Regions from separate parts of the Homo sapiens genome. Here all the other regions are linked to region 3. A link is a contact called in ENCODE Hi-C or POLR2A ChIA-PET data. All regions are on one chromosome and are shown on one strand. Each heading gives the region's core, a stretch centred on a gene start or an enhancer-like site at or near the end of the contact. The rest is flanking DNA. Distances are from core to core; before and after follow the strand shown.

The links. A loop is a pair of places that touch in the nucleus more often than their neighbours do. ChIA-PET counts read pairs that join two places held with the same protein, here RNA polymerase II (POLR2A). Pooled maps may share reads with other maps.
Region 1: a loop to region 3 is called in a pooled map, with 3 times the contacts of the local background. The contact joins the enhancer-like site here to the promoter of COX14 in region 3. A Hi-C loop is called at or near these places in 5 of 50 pooled maps. POLR2A ChIA-PET finds 5 or more read pairs at or near these places in 3 of 52 experiments (HEK293, activated CD4-positive, alpha-beta T cell and activated CD8-positive, alpha-beta memory T cell).
Region 2: a pooled map shows a loop between it and region 3 (16-fold over the local background). The contact joins the promoter of PRPF40B here to the promoter of COX14 in region 3. A Hi-C loop is called at or near these places in 14 of 50 pooled maps. POLR2A ChIA-PET finds 5 or more read pairs at or near these places in 4 of 52 experiments (CD4-positive, alpha-beta T cell, PC-9, activated CD4-positive, alpha-beta T cell and 1 more).

The regions. Positions count from the first base shown.
Region 1 is chr12:50,577,260-50,581,926 of GRCh38, reverse strand. All of the region lies in intron 1 of DIP2B (disco interacting protein 2 homolog B), which reads right to left. Among named protein-coding and RNA genes, the nearest start is that of DIP2B, 75 kb to the right of the region's middle. RefSeq lists enhancers at 1,746-1,945, 2,346-2,485. Within about 2 kb of position 1,851, at least 4 of the 41 ENCODE cell types and tissues checked have a DNase peak (open chromatin) inside an H3K27ac peak, as active enhancers do.
Region 2 is chr12:49,622,078-49,626,522 of GRCh38, reverse strand. PRPF40B (pre-mRNA processing factor 40B) reads right to left here and starts at 2,962. Exons shown (of 26, transcript NM_001031698.3): 1 at 2,930-2,962. The coding sequence starts at 2,932. It also overlaps a transcript of FAM186B not described here. RefSeq lists silencers at 2,747-3,246, 4,107-4,156 and an enhancer at 3,827-3,916.
Region 3 is chr12:50,109,497-50,114,457 of GRCh38, reverse strand. COX14 (cytochrome c oxidase assembly factor COX14) reads right to left here and starts at 2,222. Exons shown (of 2, transcript NM_032901.4): 1 at 2,157-2,222. It overlaps GPD1 (glycerol-3-phosphate dehydrogenase 1), which reads right to left. Exons shown (of 8, transcript NM_005276.4): 8 at 3,145-4,961. The coding sequence ends at 4,939. RefSeq lists enhancers at 1,893-1,942, 1,953-2,192, 2,413-2,672, 2,733-2,782.

The DNA.
Region 1 (4,667 bases), core at 602-3,101, 470 kb before region 3:
TAAAGGCTACATTCTGGCTGCAAAAAAGAAAAAAGTAAAAGATATTTATCTTTTCTTCCCTTCCTCAACAAATTTCTAACTGTATACCTCATGAAACTGCTGCAACAAATGAGCTCATCTTCATTAACTTTCCTTTCAGCCAAGAGTAAGTAAAGTATGGACAGGGCAAGCAAACCATGCCTGAGTCAGCAGGAGTTGAGTGGATATCCCTTGTGCTGCCCGGTGACTCCACTGTCTTGGGCACGATAACGTACACCACAAGTAGTGTTTAAGGTCACCTACCACTGTGGTGAATGTGGGTAGCAAGTAGACGCTATGGAGGAGAAATCAGCACTGAGTAAGGCCCCTCCTAGGGTATATGGTAAATAGTATTTTATTCTACTAGCAATCTCCTCTACCCCCTTCCACATTTCTTTTTACTCTCCCTCTTTGGAAACCTAATTTGTGGCAAACAAGGTCAACTGTACAGCATACAGCCGGAAAGAATCACACTCCTATTGGGCGCCTCCAACCTGATGGTTACCTGACTGGTTTTACTGACAGAACTGGTTGCCCAGGAGGGTGGATATTATTTCTGAGAGCCACAAAGGACATTTTCTTTATGCAGTAGCGGTCTTAAAAGCCTGCCTATTTTTTAGCTTATGAATAAATTCCTGTTTCAATGATTCCCAAATCTGGCTAATTACAGGCATTTCCAGAAGAGTTCTTTTAAAGTCTCAATTGGGCCAGAAATCTGTGTTTTTGAAAGTCATCAAGTAGTTGTGCTCATTCACATGCAGAAAGTAATGATGTGGCATGACCTATAGCACAAATGTAAGTCAGAATTCCAAAGAGTGAGCGACCTCTAAAATGTATTTAGTTATTCCGAACACAAAATAGTTTCTCCAAAATAAAACCACAATTCTAGTTAATATACAAAGTAAAACTGAATTCATAATGCAGCAAAAAACATTAAGAAAGAGCTACCAAATTACAAGGAAGGACTAAAGCCGGGTCGGTCCTTCAAGGCTGGCATTGTTGACATTTTGGGCTAGATAATTCTTTGTTGATGGAGGGTGCTGTGTGCACTGTAGGATATTTCCATCATTTGAACATAAAGTGTGTGAAAGTATTGCTGTAACAAAACAATTAGTAATTCTGCTGACCTCTACCCATTAAATGCCAGTAGCAATTTCATCCCCCAACCCAGAGCTCTGACAACCAAAAATGTCTCTAGACCTTGCCAAATGTACCCTGACGGTTGAGGGGTGCAAAATTGCCTCAGTTCAGAACAACTGAACTGAAGGAACTGGGTTAAAAATAGAAGAAAGTTGCAGTGAGCCGAGATCACGCCACTACACTCTAGTCTGGGCAACAGAGTGAGACACAGTCTCAAAAAAAAAAAAAAAGGAAAAAGAAAAGAAAGGATAAAGTAGACTGGAGTAAAAATATAGATAATAAAATTTCTGCAAAATATAAAGAAAAAGCATAAGGAGCACCATTCTTGGCTATTTTTATTTTAAAAAATAAAATTAAAGGAAATTAGCTTAAATTATAAAAGAGGGCATCTGGAGTACTCATAAGGAAAAATCTCTTAACTCCAAAGGCTTATTAAAGCCAGGAAACTGGAGCCCTTTACCTGGAGATAATTAGAATGAATCAGAATGAAATGACTGTGATATAACTCAGAAGGTTTGGGGCAACAGTGTGTAGTGCTGAGACCTCTGGAGGGCCCTTTTTAGCCTAAGAGTCTCTCCTGTCCTGGAGCCCTAAAGACTTCTTCAGAAGGAAAGTACTTGACTCACAATTAATGTCTCACTGTGGATTCAAGTCCACGTGATATGACCAATTTCTGAATGTACACACAAGCAAGCCAACAAAGTTAGCAAGGTTGGCCCTTCCCTGTTGTTTTTGCCCCACAAGGTCTAGGTTAAGCTAAGAACTGGTCTTCTCCTTTGTGCCCATGGTTATTTCCAGCATTTGTCCAGTGCCTGTGCCAAGACTGCCAGTCAGAAGTGGAGATCTGACCAGGAATTGTATCCATACCAGATCAGCACACCTACCAGGCCAATCTCATCAAAAGTAAAGGCAAAGAGAAGAAATAAGGGAAGTGAGAAGGAAATACAGTTGAGTCAGAAATGACTTTACTTTCAATCTGCAGTTCTCCAAAAATGTGGTCCACAGTTTCTGGGGGTCTCTCCAAAATTACAGGGGTCCATGAAGCTATGTATATATATATATATATATATATATATATATATATATATATATATATATATATATATATATATATATATATATATTTTTTTTTTTTTTTTTTTTTTTTTTTTTTTTTTGAGACGGAGTCTCACTCTATCACCCAGGCTGGAGTACAGTGCCATGATCTCGGCTCACTGCAACCTCCACCTCCCAGGTTCAAGTGATTTTCCTGCCTCAGCCTCCTGACTAGCTGGGGTTACAGGCACCTGCCACCACACCTGGCTAATTTTGTATTTTTTGTAGAGACGGGGTTTCACCATGTTGCCCAGGCTGGTGTCCAACTCCTGGGCTCAAGTGATCTGCCCTCCTTGGCCTCCCAAAGTGTTGGGATTACAGGTGTGAGCCATTGTGCCTGACCTAGATTCAGGTTTTCTAAAATTTTTATTTTTGCTTAAAATCACTATCAGTTCACTGTAACTTATAATTGTCAACAAATGCTGCCAGCAACAGGCTCATTTCATTCATTTTTGAGAAAATATCTGGCTGACATCCAAATCTAAATATATAACCATAGTTTATCTCTCATTTATTCTTTCAAGTAGAAATGATGTTTAAAAAGTCAGCTCACAACTCTCAAACAATTGTACAAATGTTTTTCCTTGACACAACACAGAATTGTACAAAAATGTGGACTCAGGCATTAAGATGTACTAAAATCAATATCTTTTACCGTGAGTGCATGGACTAGGTTGCCACTACCTTGATTTGTGCTGTTTCCAGCAATTTTACTCACCATTGCTTTTGTACCATTAGTATAAATAATTTAAAAGTGTACAGTTTGAGATGCATTGTTGTGGATAAAGAACAATAAATAAAATTTTCCGCACCTGGCCAAAATAAAATTTTCAAATAGCCTTTAACACAGTATAAAAGAGCAAACAGGCCGGGCGCGGTGGCTTATGCTTGTAATCCCAGCACTTTGGGAGGCCGAGGCGGGCAGATCACGAGGTCAGGAGATCGAGACCATCCTGGCTAACACGGTGAAACCCTGTCTCTACTAAAAATACAAAAAAATTAGCCGGGTGTGATGGCGGGCGCCTGTAGTCCCAGCTACTCGGGAGGCTGAGGCAGGAGAATGGCATGAACCCGGGAGGCCGAGCTTGCAGTGAGCCGAGATTGCGCCACTGCACTCCCGCCTGGGCCACAGAGCGAGACTCCGTCTCAAAAAAAAAAAAAAAAAAAAAGAGCAAATAACATCTTAATATCATTATTGAAATATTGTTTAGGGCCAGGCGTGGTTTTTTGATTCTATATAATGAAATATGTCAAAATTTAGAAGGTACGTATAACTATTTTCCAAATAACCAACACATAATCTTCAAACAAACAAACAAACAAAAAAAAGATGTACGGGTAACACATCCATTCGAAGTATAAAACAAGGCCGGCCACAGTGGCTCACGCCTATAATCCCAGCACTTTGGGAGCCCGAGGCAGGTGATACCTTGAGGTCAGGAGTTTGAGACAAGCCTGACCAACATGGTAAAACCCCATCTCTACTAAAAATACAAAAATTAGCTGGCTGTGGTGCACGTCTGTGTCCCAGCTACTTGGGAGGCTGAGGCATGAGAATCACTTGAACCTGGGAGGTGGAGGTTGCAGTGAGCCAAGATTGTGCCACTGCATTCCAGCCTGGCAGAGCCAGACCCTGTCTCAAAAGAAAAAAATAGTGCAACACACATCAATGAATCTAAATGTAACACAGTATGAAAAGTTAACTGATATAGTTTCATAATCTACATTGTAACTAACCTTTAAGAAGTTATTATTTGTGGACTTTTGATGCAGTATCACAGAAGAATAACCACAGTTATCTGATAAGACTATTAAAATGCTGTACTCCTGACTCTTCCAACTACATAGCTGCATGAGGCCAGATTTTTTTTTTTAATTTTACTTTAATTTCTGGGATACATGTGAGGACAGATTTTCTTTATCATAACAGATTAATGAAAAGACATTTATAAGAATCCAGACACTAAAGAGATTCACAGAAAGGTAAAACTGCTTTTCTACCTATTATTTTTTGTTTTAGAAAATATAGTTATTTCTCATATAAAAGTGTATTATATATAAATATAATAAATTTATTATTGTTATTTAGGATAAATATTTTAACATTTCAGTTTTACTTTTTTTTATTTTTTTTATTTTTTAGACGGAGTCTCGCTCTGTTGCCCAGGTTGGAGTGCAGTGGCACCATTTCAGCTCACTGCAAGCTCCACCTTCTGGGTTCACACCATTCTCCTGCCTCAGCTTCCCGAGTGGCTGGGACTACAGGGGCCCGCCACCACGCCTGGCTAAATTTTTTTTGTATTTTTAGTAGAGGCAGGGTTTCACTGTGTTAGCCCGGATGGTCTCGATCTCCTGACCTCGTGATCCGCCCGCCTCGGCCTCCCAAAGTGCTGAGATTACAGGCATGAGCCATG
Region 2 (4,445 bases), core at 1,713-4,212, 490 kb after region 3:
GATCCAATATTCACCTCCTTCAGGTTACCCTTATGACTATCCCACACACATACACACACTCCTACCTGTGTCCCTTCAGGATAAATGATGCACTACTTTGCAGAGTGACATGCTACTCTGTGAATGTTTGCTGGGTGTTTCATGTGGGACTGCTTGTCTCCCACTCATGTGGGGATTTCCCTACATTCAGGGATTGAGTTTTCTCCTTTTATACCTCCCCCAAGTGTTTAGTCAGGGCCCTGCACACAAAGTGCTGTGATAAAATGCAGTCTCATCTCTAACCTTATTAGATTTTTGCATACTGGAATATCCTAAAATGCACTTTGAAAACAGTGTATACACGTGTGCATATGTACATCTGTATAAATTCTCTGACATACAGGCTGTGACAGAGAGAGGTAGCTTGGCAGAAGTCTTTGTGGCTTGGAAAAAGGAAATTGGATTGAAATGTTGGCATGAGAAAACCTAATAAAGCTAACTGTATACAGTCATCTTCAACTTGGGATGAAGACCTCTGGCCAGGATTCAGACACTGGCCTATTCTGGACAGTTCCCCACAGAGGACAGAACAATGGAATAAACATAAACTACTACAGAACTTCCAAAGCCCTTCCTTCGCTGAGCTTCCCGTGTTGTGTCCCTGCTTTCCTGAAACACCCCGTCCCTCTCCTACCTGCTGCAGTGCCATAAAACTTTGGGTCTTATTTTATTTCTGGGTGAGAATATGAAGACATTAACTAGTGACAGGGAAGGATATAGAAATGGTTGCTGAAAGAGAAGCAGATCCTGTGTCTTCCCTGGAACAAAAACACATTTGTGGGCTGAGAGATGATGAAGAGACACTTGATCATCTGATCATCATATGTTCACCTGGGCCAGTGAGGGGCCACCCCTTTCCCACCACCAAAGATGCAATCAATACTTCTGGGACTTCACATCTAAGGGGCATCTCAGAACTTAGCACTCAGAAGAATAAAAGGAGAAAAGGACAAGAATGGAGAGGCAGTAGGAAAAAAAACAGAAAGAGGGAATGATAACAGCTAATAGCTAATATTTACTGAGCACTTATTATGAGCCAGATACTGTGTCAAACACTCATTTAATCCTGGCAACCATCTCAGAGGTTATTATTCCCATTTTACAGATAAAGAAACTGAGGTTCAGAGATTAAGTAACCTGACCAAGGTTCCAAGACATTAAATGGGAGAGGCAGGTTTGGAATCCAAGCAGTCTGACTCCAAAGCCTGTGCTTTCAACCAGTTCACAAAGCTGCCTCCCAGCAAGGATGATGGCGCCACAGATGATACTGCTTACATTCAGATACATTTCCTTTTTTCTTTTTTAACCCCAATCCTTACACAATCCAGAAATCCTCAGCGAGCCAGGTGTTCCCAAGGTCTGCTTGGTCTGACTCATTCCCACTTCCTGAAGATGAAGGCTGGGAGGCACATCTCTCAGAAAGTGGTAGCCATCATCAAAAAAAAGGCTGAGAGACCAGCTGGTTACCCTGTGATCTACCTGCGGCCCTTCTTCAGCTGCCCCAAACAGCACCTGCCCTTCCGTTTCAAAGACCATCCTAGTTTCCAACTTTCCTGGACCAGCCCTACTCTTCCTCTTGCTCCCCAAAGATCTGCCTTACTAGAAAGTATCTTCCTGTTGCTTTTTTTTTTTTTTTTTGAGACAGAGCTTCGCTCTTGTTGCCCAGACTGGAGTGCAATGGCGCGATCTCAGCTCACCACAACCTCTGCCTCCCGGGTTCAAGTGATTCTTCTGCCTCAGCCTCCAGAGTAGCTGGGATTACAGGCATGGGCCACCACGCCTAATTTTGTATTTTTAGTAAAGACAGGGTTTCTCCATGTTGGTCAGGCTGGTCTCCAACTCCTGACCTCAGGTGATTCGCCCGCCTCGGCCTCCCAAAGTGCTGGGATTACAGGCATGAGCCACCGCGCCCGGCCCCTGTTGCTTCTTTCTGATCCTGCCATCTCATCACTCTCCCTCTGAAGAAGCGAATGTTACTTTTGGTCTCCATCATTGTGGAGTTAGGTTTCAACCTCCTCCTCTCCTTAGAGTTCTTCCATCCCTCCAACAGGATAAGGCTAGCCAGCCCCAGCCCGGCAGGCTTTCTGTCTACCATCCCCCCGCACCCGTGGGGATTTCTCCAGCCCCAGCCCAAGGCCTCGCCTCCATCTTCATCCTTTCCTTTGCTTCCCTACCAAACCCATTCTCCTAAACTTCCTCCTCAAAAACCTATTCATTTAGACCCTGGAAGAGATCTGGGATTTAATTTTCATGCATTTCCTTTTTAAAAAAATTGATGGGAAATCTGAGGCCCAAAGAAAGGTAGTGACTTGCCCAAGGTCACACAGAGTCGTTAGTTTGTTGATGGCCTGGGCTGGGAGCCCCTTTCTTCAGAGGCCCCCTCTCCACCTCAGGAGACAAGCTCTTGCAAATGCAGGAAGGTGAAGCAGGGAGTCCCCAAGTGGTCTGAGGAGCACCCAGGCTTCCAAAGGGAACGGGCGCTGGGGCTGGGGGAAGGGCATGTCGCACACCAAATATCCCAGGAGGGGAAACTGGTCCCCACCTGTCCCCTGGTCCCCTCAGTCCCCTCATCTCCGCCCTCTCTCTTCTTTCCCGATCTTTCTCCGCGAACCCACCCCCACCTCTCCCAATCCCACTCTTCACCCAGTCCCGCCACTCTCGCACCTTTCGCCCCCGGCCAGGCTCCATCATGGCCTCCCCCGCCCCTTCGCCCCCAGTCCCCGCCCCCATCCCCCCTCCCGGGCTCTCTTCCCTCACCCTTGGCCTCCCTCGCCCTCCCCGGGGTCCCAGCTATCCCCAGCGGCCTCCCCGCCCCATCGGCCACGGCCCGGGCCGCAGGGGGCGCTGTGGGACCGCCCCGAGCCCCTCCACCCCCGCGCGGGGATGTTACCATGCCAGAGCCTCCGAGCAGCTGGGCCGGCTCAGCCCACCCGCCAGTAAGAGCCGCTCTGATTGGCCAGGCCGCAGCCGGGAGGGCGGGGCCGGCGGGGGGTCGCACCCCTTCGTGGCCGGGGCTCCGGTGGCTCCCGCCGGCGAGCGGGGCCCCAACCGGCCCGGTGTGTTCGGTCCCGGCCCCGCCCCCCCGGCACGGAGAACCAGGCCCCGCCCCCGCGCCGCCGCGTCCCGGGTCCGCCCCCCGGGGGGCGGGGCACGCCTGCTCCCGCCTCTGACTGACGGTCGGGGGCCGGCGCCTCTGCCTCTCCCCGCTGCCTGCGTCCTGGCTTCGCAGTCGCCGGCGCTCCAGGAGCCGAAGCGTTCACGCAGTGTGTAGGGTGCCTTTGCGCTGCACAGCGAATTTAATTTGCTGTGTAGCTCTTTTACAGTACTTTTAAGTTAGTTAACTCCAGAACTATTTGTTGAGCACCTGTGAGGTGGCAGGGTCTGTCTCAGGGACTGAGCACACAGCAGCTTGGAAAAAAAAAAAAAAAAAGACAAATCCCCGAAATCACGCCCTTGTGGGGCGTACACGTGCTTCTCGCGTGACCCTGAAGTTCACTTTTGGGACCTGGCTCCCACTGAGCGCTGAACTCATGAGAGCAGGGCCCACTCTTTGACAGAAGTTAAAAATGTGAGGTACATGCTTGCTGTGCGGCTGAGGAAACTGTAACCTGGAGCTCTGCGGGGAATGCGCTGAAGGCCTTGGGGCTGGAGAGTGACAGGCCCCAGGCACACGGGTGCAGAAAGGCGCTGACCGCCAGCCTGCAAAGCCCCGCAAAAGGCGCTTCCTGTTCCCTTTATTCCCCCCTCACCTGAGCCGGGACTCGCGTGATGCCGTGCTAGGTTCCTGAGAGCCAAAGAACTCCGGAGAGGTAGAAAAACTCCTGACACGAAGAGTTAGAGGTGACACCTGGGAGGAAAAGGAAGTGGGATTCACCCTTGTGGGCTGCTGTAGAGAGAAAATGCTTTGTGGTTTAATCAAAATGATACCCACATGGTCTCAAATGAAGGCCCAGCTCTGCGGTTTTCTTTTCTTATTTGAGGCAGCGTATTGATCTGTCACCCAGGCTGGAGTGCAGTGGCACAATCAGGGTTCACTGCAGCCTCAGCCTCCTGGTCTCAACCGGTCCTTCTCCCTCAGCCTCCGAGTAGCTGGGACTACAGGCGTGTGCCACAACGCCCGGCTAATTTTGTAACTTTTTGGAGACGACGTCTCCCTGTACTGCCCACGCTGGGTCCTGTGGTTTTCAAACTTTTGGGGGAGGTGGGGTGAGGAGACTGGCGCGCGGCCCGCAGCCGCCGCCGCGGCAGGAGAGGGGAATGGAGGGGGCGGGCGGGGGGAGGAGGACGGACCACCGGCGGCCTCTCCACCGCTCCCACCTTCCCCCGGGGGCTGCCGCGATGCCAGCGCAGCTGGGGCGATTTTCAAACTATTATTGAGATCTCTAAGTATAGCAGAAGTGGTCCAG
Region 3 (4,961 bases), core at 973-3,472:
CAACACGGAAAAACCCCACCTCTACTAAAAGTACAAAAATTAGCCAGGCGTGGGGTGGCACATGCCTGTAATCCCAGCTACTCAGGAGGCTGAGGCAGGAGAATCGCTTGAATCCAGGAGGCGGAGGTTGTGGTGAGCTGAGATCGCGCCACTGCACTCCAGCCTGGGCAACGAGTGAAACTCCACCCCTCAAAAAAAAAAAAATTCCAGAAACACCTGTTTTTTTTTTTTTTTTTTTCATTTAACTACATCCCCCTTCCTGGTTGAAAACCACTGCTGAATCAAGTCACTGCCACTGATGGAGGTGTACTGTATCTTTCCAGTGTGTTAGGCTAGAATAAAAATTGAGAACCATAGCTGGGTGTGGTGACATGCACCTGCAGTCCCAGCTACTAGGGAGGTTTGGGTGGGAGGCTTGCCTGAGCCAACGAGTTTGGGGCTGCAGTGAGCTGTGATCACGGCCCTGCACTTGCAGAGCAAGACTGTGTCTCTAAAAATAATAATAATAATGATAATAAAGAAAAAAAAAAGGCTGGGCGTGAGCCACCTGTAATCTCAGTACTTTGGGAGGCAGAAGTGGGCTGATAACCTGAGGTCAGGAGTTCGAGACCATCTTGGCCAATATGATAAAACCCTGTCTTGACTAAAAATACAAAAATTAGCCAGGCATGGTGGCACATGCCTGTAATCCCAGCTACTCAGGAGGCTGAGACAGGAGAATCATTTGAACCCGGGAGGCGGAGGTTGCAGTGAGCCGAGATCGCGCCACTGTACTCCAGCCTGGGCGACAGGGCGAGACTCCGTCTCAAAAAAATAAATAAAATAACAAACAAATAAATAAATAAATAAAATAACGGCCGGGTACAGTGGCTCACGCCTGTAATCCCAGCACTTTGGGAGGCCGAGGCGGGTGGATCACGAGGTCAGGATATCGAGACCATCCTGGCTAACACAGTGAAACCCCATCTCTACTAAAAACACAAAAAATTAGCCGGGCGTGGTGGCGGGCACCTGTAGTCCCAGCTACTCTGGAGGCTGAGGCAGGAGAATGGCATGAACCCGGAAGGCGGAGCTTGTAGTGAGCCGAGATCCCGCCACGGGACCCCAGCCTGGGCGACAGAGCAAGACTCCGTCTCAAAAAAAAAAAAAAAAAATTGCGTAAACGTATGGGTAGAAGTGCGATTTTGTTACATGCATACACTGCATAGTGGTCAACTCAGGGCTTTTAAGGTATCCATCATCTTTTATCTACTTTTTGTTTGGCACTTAGAGAGTAGTACATCGGCCGGGTACGGTGGCTCACGCCGGTAATCCCAACACTTTGGGAGGCCGAGGCGGGAGGATGGCTTGAGCTCAGGAGTTGGAGACCAGGTTGGGCAACATAGGGAGACCTTTTCTCTATTTAAAAACAACAACAACAACAACAAAAAAAAAACCTTTTTTTAAAAATTACCCGGGCGTGGTGGCGCACACCTGCAGCCTGAGCGACAAAGCAAGACCCTGTCTCAAAATAACATAACATAACATAACATAACATAACATAACATAACGTACATCATGCTACGGAGGCCGCTAAAAAGAACATGGCTTCTGTCATACAGGAGCTTATGGTCTCATGGAGAGGCACTGTGAGAGTTCAGAGACAACAGCTCAAAGACAGGGTGGGGGCTTGAGAAAACTTAGCAGAAAGGTGTAGGGGTGGGAATCGGGGTGGGAGTGGAACTGTCTTTTTAGAAGGATGGCCTGGAGAAGAGGAGCAGTGAGAGCATTCCAGGAAGTGAAAGCGGTCAAGAGGTGGAGCTGGATAGCCGATATGCACGAAGGGTGCCCCGGAGAGCCACTTATCAGGACGCAGAGGTCTATAGAGCAAGGAAGAGGCAGAGTTGGAGCGTGGAGGGTCGAGACGCCAGGCAGGAGTCGAGGTTTGACAGGATTAGCGCTGAGCTCTAGCAAGACTGACCTACTGCTGCGAGGAGCTTGGGCTTGGGCAGGAAGCAGTGCAGCTCGCGGTCCGCAACGCAACAGAAGCGGGTGAATTCAAGGGCACCAGGCCTGCAGACTAGGGGATGGGAGGACGCGGCAAGCGGAGACTGGCCCAGGTGGGCGCGCAGGCAGTGGGACTGGCAGCCCCTGCTCGGCCCTAGCCGGCAGCGTACCTGGATGCTGCAGCTCCTTCGCATCCAACCGAGGCCTCCTCAGGCAGGCAGGGTCTCGAGGCCACTGTCTACGCAACTTCCCAGCACAGCCGAACGCAGCACTCGGAACCAGACACGTGAGGGTAGCGTCCCTGGACAACCCTGAACGCCTCAGCTATTGGTGCAGAAAGCAACTTTCTCCCTCCCACCTGCCGGGTTAGCCTCTAGGATTCGGCTTGCCGCGCTATAAAGGGAACTGCGCATCAGACGCGGCACAACTCCGCCCACTAAGGCGGGAGTCCGCGCAGGCCGTCACTCTGGCTGGAGGCCGGCTTTGAACTTCCGGCTTCCGGGCCCGTTATCCTTACTACGCATCCTCAGACGCGCCGTGCTCTCGGAGAGGCCCGCTGAATTCTGGGGGCTGTGGTTTCTCTCCCTCGAGGGAGGGTCTTTGGCGAGCCAAGCTCTGGAACCGGAAGTTTTAGGATGCTAAATCAGAGTCAGCCAATCCTCAGCCTACGGTGCGGTGACGTCGCCAGTAGCTGGGTAGATTTTCGCAGCCGGCCTTCTGGAGGTGGATCGCGCGCCCCCTAGAGCCCGGCTGTGGGCCTAGTCCAGGTAGGGGCCCGAGGGGCACCGCGATGCCTGGACCGCTAAGGATGCGGCAGCTTGGCCCGTGACCAAGGAATGGGCACAAGGGATGAGAGTCTAACGTTTCCGTCCCGTGTGTGATCTCTATTCTTGCAGGAGGCATGATAAAGCCCCTAAGAAGGGCCGGCAAGGCCGGGGCCAGCTTGCGGCGAGGGCGGGAGGGGGCGCTGGCGGGAGGGGAGAGAGAGGGATGGGGACTGAGTGGGCACCGCCGCTGACCCCTGGAGTAGCTGCGATTATGGAGGAGGGATTTCTTTTTTCATTTTTCCTACGGTAAGAGGGAAAACATACGTGCAATGATACGCGCCAGCACACGCACTGCCACATGCACTGAAGCTCCCTCTCCCAACTCTTCTTGTTTCTGGAAAAAACACGCTTTATTGGGTAGACAAATAGGCCTGATGGGAAGGCCTGAGTCACAGTGCACTGGGGAGTGAACAAAAGTAGGCAAAGTGCTTGAAGCTTCCCCTTTGCCCCCACCTTAACCTCCTGGGGAGGCAGCTCTGGACACTCAGTACCCAGACCTGGGCTCAGCAAGGCCTGGGGTGACTGTGCCCCTCACTCCTGCTGCCTGATCTGGGCAGCCCCACCCTTCACTGGTAAGACAGAATTCTCAAGGGATAGGCGCAGAGAGGAGCCCGCCTCCCTGGTTCATTGGAGAGTAACAGGGTTTTAGCATAATGCTGGCCAGAGCCAGTGTGCCAGGTGCTGCCACACAGGAAGCTGACAGCCCTGCTGGACGGGCGGGAGCCTCTCGGGCCCTCCGGACTATTTATAGCTGGAGGCCTAGGCTGCTGACCTGTGACATTCCTCTGCTGCCACCCCATCCTGGAGCAAGGCAAGTGCAGAGCACACTCCTCCTCCTCCCCTCCTGTTCTTTCCTCACCCCAGGGAGTAGGGTGGTTTTGATTTTCTTCCTCCTCCTTGAGTTTCCCAGCTCTCGAGTTGCTGGTGTTGTCAGTACCTCACGAGAAGGCCCTCATTCAGCAAAGAGAGCTGCCCTTGGAATATTGGTGCCCACCAACATAGGAATCTGCTCACCCTTCCCTACCGTTCATCAGCCTTTGGGCCACCCTCTGGCCTGCTGGCTTCCAGATGCCAGGCATGGTTAGCTGGTTACCCTGGCCGGTCTGGAGCAGCTGAGGAAGAGGTGCAGAGTTTGGGAGGAAGAAAGGGGTGGAGTCAGGGATGTCCTCTGGGGAGATAGCACAGGAGGGGCCCAGCTGACACCTCCCCCAGCTAGAGCTACTGAGAAGGAAGCCTGGGTGAATACAAAGGTCACAGGGAGCTGAGTGATCTGAGCCTGTTATGAAAGGTGTAGCTCTGTCAGCAGATTAAGTTCCTGCTCCCCAAAGAGGGTGCTGGCGGGGAGGGTGAGGGAAGGCTTGGAAAGGTCGCACAGAGTGGGGAGGAGCTGGCAAAGAACTAGGAACCGGGAAGTCCCTGGGGAGAATGTCAAGCCACCGAGCTACAGATGCCAGCATGGCAGCAATTTGGGTGCCAGGGCAGCCTGGGGGAGGGGGAAGGGGGAGAACCAGAGGTTTCTGAGGACACAGATGTTGCTAGGAGAAGCTAAAAGGGGTTTGTTTGAGATCTTTGTATTTTGTTAACAAACACTGAGATCCATCGAAGCTGTGTGGGTCCTGGCAGAGGTCAGCAAAGGGGTCCTTGGGGCCTGCATCAGCTCAGAAGCCCAGACCCCTCCCTGACAATCCTTGCCTCATCGCTCCTGTGGCTAAGATACTTCTTCAGCCCTTTAACAGGATTACTGGTGTATGTGAGACAGCCACTAGCAGCCCCTGCCCTACCGGCCTCTCCCCCAACCCTTCTCCACATACATCACCCCCGCCACCAAGCAGGCAGCACTGGGGCTTGATTCCACCCCTCCCAGAGGATATGGAGAAAGCCCCACATCTGGAGAGGGACAGGGCAACTGCATTTCTGGCAAATGTGGTGGCATGAGGCTGCCAGTGGCTTGACAGTTCAGGATCTCCAGGTGCGTAGCTGGGCCCCATAGCCTCCTGTCCTCCAGTGAAAAGATGAGAAGACTCTGCTCCCTGGGAGTCCTGGAGATCCTGGTGACTAGGTACCCCAGGCTTCTGCTGGTCTCCACTGGGGTAAAAAAGCGGCCTGGCCTGGGCCCTGGCCCCACTCACATATGTTCTGGATGATTCT